Regions from separate parts of the Homo sapiens genome. Here region 2 is linked to region 1. A link is a loop called in an ENCODE intact Hi-C map of the cell type or tissue named here. Cell type or tissue: chondrocyte. All regions are shown on one strand.

Evidence for each region. Hi-C counts contacts between places; a loop is a spot of excess contacts. Peaks named below come from ENCODE experiments on the same cell type or tissue, not always from the same donor. Only the 100,000 strongest peaks of a DNase experiment are listed, where the experiment ranks them.
Region 2: a loop joins it to region 1, with 5 times the contacts of the local background. A loop is called at or near these places in 8 of 110 quality-filtered maps.

What each region holds. Positions count from the first base shown.
Region 1 is chr2:106,882,466-106,890,465 of GRCh38, forward strand. ST6GAL2 (ST6 beta-galactoside alpha-2,6-sialyltransferase 2) reads right to left here and starts at 3,702. Exons shown (of 6, transcript NM_001142351.2): 1 at 3,628-3,702. It overlaps LOC124907864 (a long non-coding RNA gene), which reads left to right and starts at 4,068. Exons shown (of 2, transcript XR_007087169.1): 1 at 4,068-4,642. In chondrocyte, CTCF peaks have their summits at 394, 3,615, 4,821 and 5,021; DNase peaks (open chromatin) are centred at 3,876, 4,616 and 4,916.
Region 2 is chr2:106,633,456-106,641,455 of GRCh38, forward strand. No RefSeq gene overlaps it. Among named protein-coding and RNA genes, the nearest start is that of CD8B2, 150 kb to the left of the region's middle. In chondrocyte, a CTCF peak has its summit at 4,785 (motif pointing right); no DNase peak of the experiment used is centred here.

The DNA.
Region 1 (8,000 bases):
GGCAGGATGTAGTACATCATAAGTGCAAATTAGTTACTATTATTATTCTTTGAATTACTACCATCTCCTGAGGCTGCACAGGAATTAGCTTTTAAGTATGCCACAACTTACAATTATCAGTTTTGTGGAATCTCACACCAGAAGACATGTGGGAAAGGATTTAATATAAGCCTTCCTTTTCCAGCCTTGGAAACTGAGCTCTGATAAGGCTGTCTTTCTCCAGTGCTGGTCGCTGCAGAAGCACTGGCCAATAGCTTTCCTTTGCTCTCTAAGAAAGTCCAGTGCAAAACTACAAACCTAGCCTTCACATGCTTCTAGCTTTGTAAAGCCACTGCATGCCTTCAATTTGGACTTCTTCCCTAGACAAGACCACAGAGGGCAGCAGAAGCCAGGATGGCACAGAACAGTTCCGTCCAGATAGAAGTCCTCCGCAGTGGGCAGCATGCCTCTGATGTCATTTCCATACACAGAACAATTCTCCCAACCAACCAGTAGGCCCTGGGTACTGTGGGATAATCAGGAACCTGCAGGTGGCAAAGTGAAGATAATAGTCACAACTGCTGGGACCCTGCTTTCACCAGGGCTAGGACCAATGCTGGAGCTGGACCAGATCACCAACTCCTGCAAAGCCTTAGGACTGCCCAGGTCATACTTCATCCCCTTTAAATGTATTTCACCTGTGGACTAGGTAGATGCCAAGTATTTTGAATTGCAACTGTTCCCCTATCAATTCAATGGGAGGGGTGGGAGGTGGCTGGGACCAAGCAAGGGTAAATTTCAAATTTTGTAAGGGGCATAATAAATCCGTGTTTCTCTAACACTGATATCTTCGCATTGTGTACTTAATAACATTTAGAAAGAAATTTCTCAAAAGTTGGAAGGAGAGCTTTCGGAAAAATGGTAGGTATATTAAACTGAAAATGTGGTAATCCACTAACAGTGGCTGGTCATCTACAGCCCATTCAGTGTTTGGCATTGATATCAAAAATTGGTGTAAGAACATTGAAAATTTCTGTGCAAATATGCATCTGTGTTTCCCTTCCACTTTCCAAAATTAGTATATAATTATATGCAATTGTTACTTTTATAGTCATTTGGGAATTTCATCCCATTTTTTTTAAGGGATGAGATTTCAGATTTCAATGCTTAGAAAATCAAAGCTTAACATACACCTGCCATGAGGGTACTATCTGATTCCCTTAGACATTTATGCATGCTGAATTAAGTACTTAATTTAATTTAAGCAATTAAATTTTAAGATCATATTACAGAAAATCCAGGAAAAGAAAAAACTCAATCAATCAGGAATAACACAATACATTTAAAGAGCAAATGCATTAACAAAGACTGTCCTTATTATCATGCATAAGATATTTTTATTCAAAGTCTCACCCATGAGGTAGCAATCTGCAAACTAATTAAGAGCTTCCCAGAGGACAAATATCTCCAAGTTTTTGGAAAGGAACCTATCATTTATTTACCTAAGAAGGAGTGGCAGAAGCCTAGAAATCAGTTTGTCTTTCAGAAAAGATTTAATCATTTGAGAAATGCTTGGATAAATTCTAAACCTGGAGGGTAAAATTTCAGTCAGTATCAGTATAAGCAATAGACCAGAGCCTCACACACTGAAATCATCTCAGAAAGAAGAGAAACTCGGGGGTGGGGGGGTGGAACCTCCAGAAACAAGCACGTACAGGAATTTTTTCAGCAGTCCCTTCGCTATTTAATCTTTGCTGGCTGGATTGGCCACAACTCCCTAGACTCAACTTATGTCTTCACCCCACAGAGTAAACCTTTTCCCTCTTAATTATCCTCATCAGAAACTCAACACAGATAACTGCCCTCTTCTGCATAATAAATCATTCACATATTTTCAAATGTTAAATTGTCTCAACTTTGAATCCTCTAGTCTAAAAATCCTGAATTTTGTATCCTTGCTTCCTAGATCCTGTGCACCACATAGCAAACTCACCAAATGTTGGTCCTTGCTCTGACCTCACTCTTTCCAGGAGTATCCATCCAAAGCCTCTCTAAACTGTGGAGCTCAGTACTCCATATAAAGCAGTGACTCCTATCACAATCTCTACAAGACATTTAACTCAAAACTCCAGAAGCTTTCACAGCACCAAGCAAAAATGTAAGATGCTACCATTTGTATCTATTGCGGCAAAAATTGGATAGAGTGCCTTTTTAACTTTGCAGTAAAATTCAAGGCACTTCACCTATTATTTTAGACTTTCATCAGTTTTGAGCACAATATCCATTCACCTTTGCCAACAGTTTCTTTTAATGCATTAGTACAAAATTCCTCAAGTGGTATATAAAAATTTTGGTTGTCAGTTCCAGAAAAATAATGGGGGAAGGAGAGTGGGTAAAAACAGGTTCAAGGCCACACATCAGTTTTCCTTTTAAAAAAAGTTTTAACCCTAAATTTGCAGCGCATATATATATATATATATATATATATATACATACACACACACACATATATACATATGTGTATGTATATACATATACATCATATATATATAGCACTTCACTTTATTGGAATTCTTCCTTGGTCATAAATTATATTTCAAGTTGGCAAAAAATGTTGATCAGAATTTCAAAAAAGGGAAGCATCAAAGTAACCAGCATGGGGTTTTTCAAGTGTGCAGAAAGTTCTCTAAATACAAAATGTGCTTCCAGCCCACCAAAGACCCCCCTCACCCAAGCAGGCAGTCCTCGGCGAGGAGGGTCAGCATGCCCCTTTATGGTCAGAACGGCAGTGGTGCAAAAGACAATGATTTCAACCAAATATGGTTTGCCTCTCGCCAAATTTTTCGCATGTCCAATAAAAATAAGTTCACAAAAATCCAGCCAAGCATTACTTTCCCCCCAAAAGTGCTTCTCAGATTACAAAACAGCTTTGAAAGTTCAGCCTGACAAAACAAATATGGTACTAGGAGGAGAGACCTGGAAGGCAATCACAAAAAGTCTCATTTAAATTCCTGGAAAGCACAGCTTCTCCAAACACAGCTATTCAGCTCTTTGGAAGGCAGCACTTGCGGGAGCCATTGAGTTTAACTTCACTCAGTCCCCCAACACAGAACCGGCAAATCCGAATGAGATGGACGTCACACTCCCTACTCAAAAGAATGCATCAAATATCCACTCCGTAACACCGCGGAAAGTAAACCCAAAAGCGGAGTTTGCCGCCTGCCAACTACATAAGAATTAACACTCGGGTATTTAGGATTCTAAAGATCCCTACTACCCCAAACATTATAGCCACAGAGAACCAGAAATGAACAGAACACACTTTAACCTTTAAGAAGTGCAGTTTTGTACGGGGGTTGGCTGAAGAAAGACAAAAATCTTCACTCCCTTCCAGAGCCAAAAGAGCCAAAATAAAAGATCACCTTTACTGAGCCACAGGGGCACAACTGTATCCGCCCGTCCCCAAAGCGCAAGCCGTCCTCCCGTTCGCTTCTCCAGAATTTCCTGCTTTTCCCCAAACCACCTTCAACATTCCCCACACACGGGTCTCGCTCCTAAACACGGAGTGTAACTCCGCGCACAGCAGCGCGGAGGCTGCAGCGCCACCAAGAAAGGCGTCGCCAACCCTTACCCAGTGCCCTCCCTTACCAGCCTTCTTCCCACGCCGCGCCTCGAAGCGCACGACACCGTGGTGCTCGGTGCTCCCCCTGGCAGCGCGGCACTGGAGTCCAAGGCGTGCGTGTCACATTTTATTCCCCGGCAGCCGCTCGGGTGCGCGCGCTACGCGCTCCCACACTCACGCTGGCGCCCGCTAGAGCTGGGACCCTGGCCGGGGTCCCCGACTCACGCCGCGGAACTTGGGGGCTGCAGAAGGCGAGTGCGCGGCGGGAGTCGTCCTGCCGCAGGCTCGAGTCCTCCTCCTGCCACCGTGGGGTCTCGGAGCTGCCCCGCGCTCCCGTCCCAGGCGGCCTGCGGGATCACCTCTCCGGGGCCAGCGCTGCTCCGCGCCGGCGGCAGCTGCAAGCGCGGGCGGCGGGGCACAGCGGGTGGCTCGGCCTCAAAGCCGGCGGGAGGCTACGCTCAGCCCCGCGCTGCACGCCTCATTGTTTCGGGCAGCGCGGCGGCGGCTCCCGCGGCCAGAGGAACCGCGGCCCCGAGCCCCGGGGAGAGGCGGCGGTTCCCGGCCCACGCACCGAGGCTGCGCCGCGCCCCGCCCCCGAGCTCCGCTCGCCCCAGAGCCCCCTCCCTCTCCGCGATCCCTTTCATCCTTCCCGCTCCAGGCTCACCTAGCTGGCGGGAGCCGGGCACTGGGAAGTTGGGCTGCCCCCTCCCCGCGCCCCCGGCCCGGCAGCTCGGCCCGCCGGCGAGCGCAGGCGGGGCGCTCCCTGGCTGCGCGCGGATTTCTGCTTGTCGCGGAGAGTGACTGCAGACTTGGGCTGCGTGGGGCGGTGCGGGGCAGCACGGCTGCCTAAAAAGGCGTGTTTCTCCCCGGCCGCCGCCTCCATCCAGCCCTAGTTCTTCCGAAGGTTACCTGCACAGTACCCGCCTGGCACCGCGCCTGGACACCTCCGGGGCACTCGGGTCCCGGGCGGCGGCAGGAATGCAGGAATGCGCACAGGCTGTGGGCGGCCAGGAGGGAGTCCCGGCGCCTGCCCCGGCGGAAGTGAGTCTTTGTGTACCCTGTCCAACACCTCCCCCCGCCAGCGCGGAAGGCCGGGCTACCTGCGCGCCTGGCAGCGCCTGGCAGCCGGCTGGGTGGGGCGCAGGGGAGCGCAGCATCCTCCCCGGCTCGCTAGCTCCCTTTGTTCATCTCGCTCAACCAGGCTCCGCACTGCCGCCTGGCCCTCGCTCCCAGAGCTTCTCTAAGGATATGGGATGGACTTGGGAGCGGGCCACCTTTCATTTGGGAAGGGTAGCTCGCCAAGTCCGGTGACGGTGCTCCCTGGAGACCCCCACCTGCCCGCCCCTCCACACTGCCGGTCCCCAACCCCAAGAGGGACGGAAAGTTCTTGGGGTAGAAGCCGGCGGGACAAGTGGTTGAAGCAGCCTCCGGAGCCAGTGGGCGGCTGCGAGCTGGGCAGCTGGAGCCTGCGGGCGGGGCCGCGGGGAGGTGCCCATCGAGTGTCGGTCTGGTCGCGTGCGGAATGTCCACTTGTCACCGCGGCCCTTGCGTTTTCTCGAGACGGCGGCAGCTGGTCCTAGGACCCCAAACCGCGCCGCCCTTTGTTTGCTGGTAAATACTCTCCTGTGAACTTCAGCGTGTCTCTCCGCGCGCACTCCTGGCATTGGGTGCCCCACCCCGCTGGTTCTCTCGCGGACCCAAAGAGCTGTTCAGGTGTAGGGGAATCCCAGGTAGATGGATAATATTGCTAAGGTTGGGCCCATCTCAGGGGGACTGGTTAGTCACCCCTCACCCCACCCCACACCCTCAGTCGCTAGAAGGACACACGTTTTGGAGACAGAGATCTGCCATTAAATGTATTATTTAAAAATCCGCAAATACTTTTATTCAAGTAATTTAGACTTTTTTTTTAGGGGGGAAAAAGCAATTAACTGGCTACCCAATTCATTCAGCATTCATTAGTGCCTACCTTAGCCTGGAACTCTGAGCTAGACAGTGGGCGCCCAGAACTCCCTCAAAGAGTTTACAGAAATGTAAAACAGCACGGGAATTAAACTAAAATCGAGTGGGTATAATGCACTGTGTTCAAACAAAAGTGTGGGCCGAAAACGCTTACTCAGTATTTCCCCAATTGTATTAATTATGTCTGACACATGGAATTCTGCGGAACTGCCTGAATGAACAATGTGTTACACAGATATTTTTTAAAAAAAGAAAAATTATGGCCGGGCGCGGTGGCTCACGCCTGTAATCCCAGCACTTTGGGAGGCCGAGGCGGGTGGATCATGAGGTCAGGAGATCGAGACCATCCTGGCTAACAAGGTGAAACCCCGTCTCTACTAAAAATACAAAAAATTAGCCGGGCGCGGTGGCAGGCGCCTGTAGTCCCAGCTACTCGGGAGGCTGAGGCAGGAGAATGGCGTGAACCCGGGAAGCGGAGCTTGCAGTGAGCCGAGATTGCGCCACTGCAGTCCGCAGTCCGGCCTGGGCGACAGAGCGAGACTCCGTCTCAAAAAAAAAAAAAAAAAAAAAAAAAAAAAAAAGAAAAATTATATTTTATAAATGTGAAATACATACAGTGTGGTTAAAAGTGACCAAAACAAAACAGAAACAAACAACCTGATAGAGACCCATAGCTGGTGGGGATAGAGAAAGGAAATACTGCAGAAAGACTCACCTTCTTAATAGTAGAGGGGCGCAGAGGGGGTTGCAAAGTCTGTGGGCTTCTGTTTCTCTTCTGTATAATGGATGTAATAGTACCTACCTTCAGCCTGGCGCGGTGGCTCACACCTGTAATCCCAGTACTTTGGGAGGCCGAGGCGGGCGGATCACGAGGTCAGGAGTTCGAGACCAGCCTGGCCATAATGTTGAAACCTGTCTCTACTAAAAATACAAAAATGAACCGGGCGTGGTGGCAAGCGCCAGTAGTCCCAGCTACTCGAGAGGCTGAGGCAGGAGAATCGCTTGAACCTGGGAGGCGGAGGTTGCAGTGAGCCAAGCTGGTGCCACTGCACTCCAGCCTGGGTGACAGAGAGAGACTCCCTCTCAAAAAAAAAAAAAAAAAAAAAATTATATAGTATCTATCTTCAAGGTTTGTTGTAAGTAGAGAGCATGTGTTAAAAGCATCTCCCCCAGTGCCTGACATGTTATACCTAATAAATTGTAGTAATTAATAAATGACAGTGGCCATTATTAAAACACTTTACCTTGAAACAGAAAAAATTGTACACTTTTTATAGTGTATATATATCTTATACACTTACTATCCTTTCTGCGTAAATACTGCCAAAGTTGATATCTTAAAGAAATTTTAATGAGTTAAATAAAAGTGTCCAAATAACAGTCAACTTTATAGAAGTAGAAAAACTACCATCTTAAGGCAAATATGCAAATTACTGTTGTAAAACTTTAAGTGGATTGAGTTCATTACTTATGATCAAGGTAGTAAATACACAGTCACTAAACCGACTTAAATCTATTGCTTCCCAAAGGAACCACAAAGCCAGTTTATATACAGGAAGCTATATGCTGATGATTGCTTCTGTCAAAGTGTAATGGTAAATAAAATATTTTGGCACCCTTTAGTTTAATTACTCAGAGACACAAGGAGCAGATTATTTAATTATTTTATTGGTCTGTAGATTCATGAGGAATTCCTGAGTACCTCTGGCACTATAATATTATTTTCCTTACAAAATCATCAATAACAACAAAGCACAATAAACTTATTCCTACAGATAGGCAGCATTCAGAAATCCACTTGCTGTTATCCATTTGCTCATAATAATATGAATTTCCTTTCTTTCTTTTTTTAAATTCAGGGTTCCTCAATTCTCCTTTTCTCACCCTGTGTTAACTAACCAGCTGAGCTTTCACAGGGACAATTCCTTCCTGTTTCAGGAACTTGAAGCACATCATGAACAATCAACCAAATCAGGAAGCTCAGTTACTCAGCTGAGAAGCATTCAGGTGGGACAGGGATGAAGAATAAATATCTTCTAACTCCACCATTGGTGAATCTGGGCTATTTTATTTCTCTTACCTATTGTTCATATAAATATATTTTTCTCCCATTCATTATGCCACTCAAATTTCACAATAAAACTATAGATTATTTTACAGATGGGAAAACTCACCGATAGAAACTTTCAGGACCACTTTCTCTAAACAAGTTGCCTTCGTTTTCTGATTTACCTGAGATTTTCCATCTGTAGCATTGCAAAAACACATTGATTTCTTCCCTTGCTTGAGAAATTAGTACCTCAGAAAGGAAAATCTATATCTGGGCTCCTCCTATTTAATCAGTGAAACGAATTTTCATGTGGCCGATCAGTATTTAAAAAAAAAAGAATTTCAGATTCTTGCTTTTTGGAACCCATTATCCACTGACAAGATCAGG
Region 2 (8,000 bases), 250 kb before region 1:
TGCTTTGGGAAGGTTGATCCCATAGATCTCATTGAAGACATGAACCTTGCCTTCAAGGCTTCAAAGGCTGGTTTGGATATAAATCATTCACACAGGAAAACATAGCAACACAAGATGGTAAGTAAGTTCCAGGTGAATGACACGGAGAGGGAAGCCCCTATAAAGATTGTGGGTGATGAGATAATATAGGTGAGAGAGGAGGCATGGAAGAAGTGAGTTCTGGGATTGGTTTGATTCTGGCCTTGACTGTGGCTTTAGGCAAACAGAATATTATTTGTTTACATTTAAGATGAATTTCTAGGGGAAGCCCATGCAAAATAGAGTGTAAATATCATATAATGCTGCCTTTTCCTACATAATGTAACACTATGCTTTTTGGGAAAAAAATGATTTGTTTCTGTATCTAATTCCCCTAGCTAGGCCAGGGATAGCCAGCCCTCTTGAAGACATTAAAAGCCAGTAAAACCTAGTTAAAAGGTGTGCATCACACTGATTCTTGAAGGTAATATTTGAGTGAGCCGACTGAACTGACTGAATAGCAGTCAGACATTCTATTAAGGTGTTGGGGTGGAGAGAAGGTGAGGGTGCATTTTATTTCTTGCACCTAAGAAGATATGGTCAAACATCTCTGGAAAGGTATGTGTGGGTTTTCATGAAAAAATGTGGTATTTAGTAGAATGCTATAGTTACAATATTATTTTCTTGGTGAAAGAATAAAAACAATACAAGTAAAAAGTATGTAAATATGTCCCAGAAGAATGGGGTGGAGCTGTGGATGCCCGGTGGATCTTGACCACATATTTCATTGGCCTTGACTTGGCTTAGGAACTTCTTTACATGGCCCAAGGTGCTCTATGAAGCTAATTGTTCATCAGTTATTACACAACTATGAGTTGCCTCTGTGTGTAAATATACACATATCTGTTACCTAACCAGAATTTTGGTGGAGTGCATTTCAGATTTTCACTTTGACCTCTCCTACTCCTGAAGAGAAATGTCTCTTTTCTGCTCAATTATAATTTTAATCCAGATTCTTCCTCCCCTTCCTCTTCTTTTTCTGTCTTCCCCCTTCTTTAAATTTCTCCCCTTCTTCCTCCTCCCTCATCTTCCTTTTCTTTGTCTTGGGTTCTCATATGGAATCGTAATATCTCACTCAGATGAGTAATTTCTTATATCAGGGACTACGTCCTCATTCCAAAGGACTCTCCTACCCATCATCACGTGTCTCCCTTCCCTCTTGCAGTCTGTTCTTTAGCATGTCAATCTCACTACATGTTATGGGTTGAGTTGTGTCCCACCAATATTCATATGTTGAAGTCCTAGTCCCTTATATCTCAGGATGGAAGTTTATTTGGAAACAGAGTCATTGCAGATGTAATCAGTTAAGATGAGGACAAACTGGATAGGGTGGGCCCTAATCCAATATCACCAGCATCCTTATAGAAACAGGAAATTTGGACACAGACCACACACAGGGAGGAAGGCAGAGATTGAAGTGATGCATCTACAAGCCCAGAAATGCCAAAGATTGCCAGCAAACCACCAAGAGCTAGTAAAGAGATAATGGAACAGTGTCTTCCTCACAGCCCTCAGAAGGAACCAACCCGGCTGACACCTTGATCTCAGACATCTTGCCTTCGGAACTGAGCTAATAAATCTTTCTTGTTTAAGTCATTCACTCTGTGGTACTTTGTTATGGAAGCGCTAGCAAACTAGTACACACTTTTACAAGTGTTCTTAACGTATGTATACATTTAATCCCCTCTTTTATTTCAGAAGTGACTTGAGATGTTGGTATCAAAGAGATAGTAAATCTTAAAAAGAATTAACATTGGATTTATAGAGTGCAGTTGAAGAAAGACAAAGCAGGAATTCTGACAATAAACTCATATTTCCTCTCAGCATTTATTATGAATCAAATTAATTTGGAAGTAGAAAAAGGTGTATTGATATTTAAACCTGTGAAAAGACTCGTACCTTCACAGAGTTGTTGGCCAAAGTTCTGAGCTTAAGGTTAAACTGCAAGCTCCATGAGAGCAGTGACTCTGTTTTGTTTAACATAGTATTCTCAATACATAGTGCAATATCTGGCATATAGTAGGTACATAATACATTTTTATTGATTGCTTGTCTAGGGAAATAAATTTAATCATGTGGCAAAACAGAAATCGTGGGCAAAACAGAAGGCAGATGCCGTTGCTCAAGTGAGAAAAATATTAAACTGACTTCGTTAGGTCTGAAGAGATGTATTATCAGTTTCTACCTGTCCAATTGGGGGATCATTTACTAAACATTCCTCAGATGTGTAGCTCAATGTAGACTCCACAGAGAGTGCAAAGAAATAATGTTTCATACTCTTTGGCTTCAAGGGGTTTATGATCCAGTTGGGGAAATTAGACATTGAATGGAGATAAGCAGCAATAATACAATAAAATGCTCAGACCTATCTCACTGATGATAATGCTGTGGGAGGTCCCAGGAAGAGGCATGGGTGTGGCCATAGAGATTCACACAGAATGTAGAATGAAGTCTCTCTGAGGCAGTGTCTTTCAGCTGTGCATCCCCAGGGTACCAAAGAGCTTGGTCTTCAAAAAGAGTTTGTTGAATAAACAAATGGGAAAATGTGAGGTTGGCCTAGAGAGTTAGGTTTAGGGTGGGGGTGGAGAAGTATTCCATGTGGTCAGGATTGGCTTCATGGGCATGTCACCCCTAGAGTTGCATGGGGCCCTATTCTCAGAAGGGCCTGACACTTGACTGATGTGCTGCTGCTATATGTTGAAATTCTTAATGACTTTTGGACAAGGGGACTCACATTTTTATTTTGCACTGGGCCCTACCAATTGTGTAGCTGGCCCTGCATATGCTTAAATAGCACTAAAGTGTTTGCTTCACGGATGCAATCTGCTGCAGTGGCACAATGTTTTTAATATAATTTTGAATTCTGCCTGGAAAGGACCTAAGCCAACCTGGTCATTGACAATTCTTAATCCCTTCTTTCTGGACTGTATAGTCGTCACGAAGAAGTTTGGGCTGGGTAAGGAGAGTTAGTTTCTCCCTTAAAGCTTCATACTCGCTTTACTACCAAGCGTTAACAAGAGCAAACCTCAGAAAAAATCAGTCTCTCATACCTGCATTAACTGAACAACCACATGGCCTGTCTTACAGGCTCAATGAAGCCTGTGGATTCCGTCTTTTTGGAGCTCAGGCCACCACTTGCAGGAAGGATTTGTCCACAACTCTAGGTTAGCACAACAACATTACAGAGCAGGATTCTCCAGCCTTATAGCTGGCATCAGGGAACTGATGGCTGAACAAGGGTTCCTTAGGGACAAAGTGGATGTAACAGATACAAGTCTCTCTGGATATACTCCATGGATGCAAAGACAGGCAGCGCCTAGTTTATTTCAGTCAATCCACATATCTTGAGTACATTTATCTTTCCCAATGACAGCCTATTTCTAACTTCCATCATGCTATGACAGGTCACTGTCTTCTCCGATGAAAACCTCTCCCTGATACTCAGTAGGATCATTAGAAAAGATTCAAGTGGGCCGGGCATGGTGGCTCATGCCTGTAATCCTAGCACTTCGGGAGGCTGAGGTGGGTGGGTCACGAGGTCAGGAGTTTGAGACCAGCCTGGCCAACATGGTGAAACCCTGTCTCTACTAAAAATACAAAAATTAGCTGGGCATGGTGGCATGCGCCTGTAGTCCCAGCTACTTGGGAGGCTGAGGCAGGAGAATTGCTTGAACCTGGGTGGTGGGGGTTGCAGTGAGCTGAGATTGTGTCACTGCACTCCAGCCTGGGCAGCATAGTGAGACTCTGTCTCAAAAAAAAAAAAAAAAAGTTTCAAGTGTTGGCTGTGATGTGAATAACAGGAGTTCTTATAGCAGCCACTGTGCTGCCAATCAGGAAACTGGTGGGTTGTCCTGGATCTACACATTTTTATCTTCAGCAACTTGTTAGCTTGAGTGAACACACCTAATATTACACTAACTGTATTGAAGTAGTTAAAAGTAAATGGCAAACACTGTGACAAATGCTTTAGGTAGGTCACATCAGTTAAACAGAGTCCCTGTCACTCCCTAATGTCTTGAACCCATGGCTTCTGCCACGTATGCCCCTGTTCGTCTTCTGCAGTTTTTTGAATCTATGAAGTATGAAGGTTGAGGGTATGGGCGTTGGAAGCTAGGTGATGGAATTTACAGTTGACTCCGCAAGACATTGGTCAGCCATGATAAAAATGGCATGTAGGGGAGCACATGAAAGTTCTTTAAACAGGCACTCTTGAGACGGCTTCGGGTCCCAATTCTGCCATTCCCTGGAGGTATGGATTGGTTGCTACTTCATCTCTCTGGGGCTCAGCAGCCTCCTCTATAAAAAGCATAAACTGGATGAGTGCTTTTTAAAGATTTTTGTAATTCCCAACTGCATAATTTTGTATTCTACCTGGTGGTCATAGGCAGGATGAACTATTTGTGGAAGGAATATAAGTAGAAATTGAAGTTGGGAAAGAATAAGTACATTTTAAAATTTGCAGACATATCTGTAAACATTCCATACATAGTATGGAACGACTTAAATTTATCAGTTTATTAAATCCTACCTACACCTTTATGCTATAGGCACTATGGGACAAAGTTGCTATGTGGTGAAATTTTTCCTATTTATGCACTGATGTATTCACTGTACTCTGGTTAGTGTAGGATTAAAGGTGAAATTTCTTCTACTGGCATCTTTCTAATAATGATTTCATACTTTGTATGCAGAGCACTAGGTGGCAATGTTGCATCTTTTTAAAATCAGTTTTCCTTTTAGAAGAGAGAAATGATGGGTGAGATACTACTTAAAATAATTATTACGTTTTAAATTGTAGCTTATTTTGGAATCATATTTCCTAGGATTTGTTCATTGTTGGAAATGTGACAGGAAATCTTAATCCCTAAGTTCAGAGAAATTGGATTATTTTTGTTGTTAGAGGTAAATATCCCAATAGCTACGTAAAATAAAATCTCTCTTATGGTAATAAGGGAATTTGAATTTCTCCTTTAAAGGGAATTTAGAATCTACCCTGAAAATATTTAGAGAATGGACAGATTTTTTTATTCTCCACAGAAGAGAGTGCAGAAGCCAGCATTAATCTTTTTAAAGTATATCTGTTTTCAGAGAAAAAAAAAAAAGTCTATTCTAAAAAGCAAAGGTCATTTTGGGTCATTATAATCATATACTTTTGGGAGAAAAGAGAAGTTAATCTCACAGAGAGATAACTCTTTGCAAAAAGGCAAATTGCCCAATGCATGGTTTTCTCAAGTGAAGGTGAACTCTTGAAAGAAAGGGAAGTAAGTACACAAGACCAAGGATTTAGAGAGTGTGTGTTATCTCCTGGATGACAGTGAAAGTATAGATTCATCTCTTTCACAGCTACTGGCTCTAGAAACTATCAATTTAGAGGAAAGATTGTTTGTATGTTCAATTATCTGAGATTGGTTTTCTCCAAATACTGTTATATTGACAATGGACAAGTGGTGGCAGGAGGAAGAATGAATAATATGGTGCTAGTCTTATTTACTCTGCCTGTCATTAATGTCACAAATCCTCACTTACTGATAAAACACACACCCAGCCAGTGTCTCAGAGAGCCGCAGAAGGTGGTTTAATATCACAGTTGGGCCAGCAACTCTGGAGCTGAACTGTTTGGCTTATCCTAGCTCCGTAGCTAGGGAGTCAATGTTTCAGGGTCTTGACTTTCTCATCTGTAAAATTTAAAAATTGTGCCTTCTGTCTCTTGGAATTGTGAAGACTCAATAAGTGACAGCTTTAAAAAAAAATCAAGCACAGTGCTTGAAACATAGTAGCTTTTCCCATAGTCTTCCCTTTGTACTGAAGGTTGACCAAAACAACCCTACCATCATCCAACCTGAATTACTGGCCAAAGTAAGATTTATAACTATTTATTTTAATTTAATGTATGTATATATTTTCTACTCATAGCCATTTTCATAGCAAATTCATAAGTTGTTCCACATTCAAAATAAGTCACTGCCCTTTTAAAAAAAAACCCATGAACTGTTCCCCGACAAATAAAAAGCAAAAACAAATAAAAACCCTCATCTATAAAACAATGGCCTCAACAAGTGACTTGATCTTGTGATCAACAGTTTTAAAACTGCCCTCACTTAGAGGTTTAGAAATTCTTAAGACAAATAAATATGGATATGGAAGTTTGGTTTTGATTTGATTTCCTAACCTTATTTAATTTTTAGATTTTTAAAGTTTTTGGATAATTTTCGTTTGTCTAATTCAACAGGCAAAAATAGAAGTGACGCTAGCATGCCCTATGATAAACATTCTTCTATAAGTTGTTGAAATGATTAAACTTTATTGTCATATATATTAGAATACATGTTATATAATACATATATCATGTTACAGATATTATACATATAATATATATAGTCCACTAAATTGATGTTTCTTGGAACTAGTATCTGTGGAAGAGATAAATCTGTGTTCTTCACTGCTAAACAGGAGAAAACATCCACTCTCTCTAAATCATTGGTCTCATCCCTTCTCTTCCTTTCAACGATTCACCTTCACTTGAGAAAACAACGCCCTAGGTAATTTTCCTTGTATGCAAAAATGTCTCTTAGATAGAATAACGTCTTTCTTCTCCCCAAAGTATACGCTTTGAAATAATGAAACCTTGAGTTGAGAAGGTTCTTTCTTGTGAGTGTGACAAGAAGCAGCACAATCTTCCCAAGCAGGCGAATGGGAAGATGAGATCCCTTGTTATGGAAGGATCTCTGGGGACGGTAACCAAGGTGAATGATGATGATGATGATGAAAGCTGAAAGCCAACTGCTCTCCTAGAAGTCCTTCCAAGTAAAGGCCTTATTGACCACCCAGCACGTGCTAGCCATGGGATCCCATCAGTGTTCCTGGGTCGGAGCAGTGGTTCTCAGCTTTGTCCCCTGCCCCACTCGGGACATCTGACAACACCTGGAAACATTTTTTGATTGTCACACCTGGGAGAAGGGCTACCACTGACATCCAGTGGGGAGAGTCCAGGTATGCCACTAAACATCCTACAACACACGAAAGCCCCTGCCACAAATAACTATTCAGTCCAAAATGTCAACAGGGCTGTGGCTGAGAAAATCTGGCTTAGAAAGAGCTTCCTTGTTATGGGATCCAGAGCCCTCTTGTATAGGTTAAAATTGTTAGGTGAGAATAGGATGTCTGGGCCGCAGGTTAGCACTGAGAAAGCCCTGCAGTAGAAAGATACAGAGTTTTTACCCTTTGCTTTTTTGTATCATTATGTCCAGAGAAAAGAAAGCTATGCGTGGGCTATTGTAGAGGACTTCAATGATCTTTCTAAGGAAATTACACAAACTAAAGATTGTATACTACTATTACCTAATTACTTGAACACAATATGGGTTGTCATTCTGGATGAGCCTGTTAGAAATAATCAGTGTTTTACTGGCATGTAAAACAAGACGGAAGTGAATTTGAGGACTAATATTCAATTGAGGCTATGCTACACAGCAGGTACTAGGGATACGCTGGTGGGCAAAAAGTTGCACTCTTCATGGAGCCGACAGACCTAGGGCAAAGACAATTGCAAATCAAATGATAACTTAAATCAATGTAAAATTAGTGTGTGGGGAATGGGTTGGGGGAGATAATTGTATTGTTCTTATTATATAAGTGATATCAATGTCCCTCCCCAACAGGGTTTGTTCAGATGGACACAAGGCCTTCTTCATAATATCCTGGGGTACAAGGTGGGCTGCTTAACCATGTTGATGTATGGAACCAGGGTGAGAATTCTAAAGGAGGGTCCTGAAGGTACAGCAAGGACTCAGTTGAGGCAAGTGGTTCAAAACCAAAAATATGGCCATAGGTCAAGATAGCAGGCATAAGCCAAGATGGACACTAAGGTTCTGAGAAGTTCAGTGATGGAGAAACACACAGAGGGGAAGGAAGGAGAGCCTGGA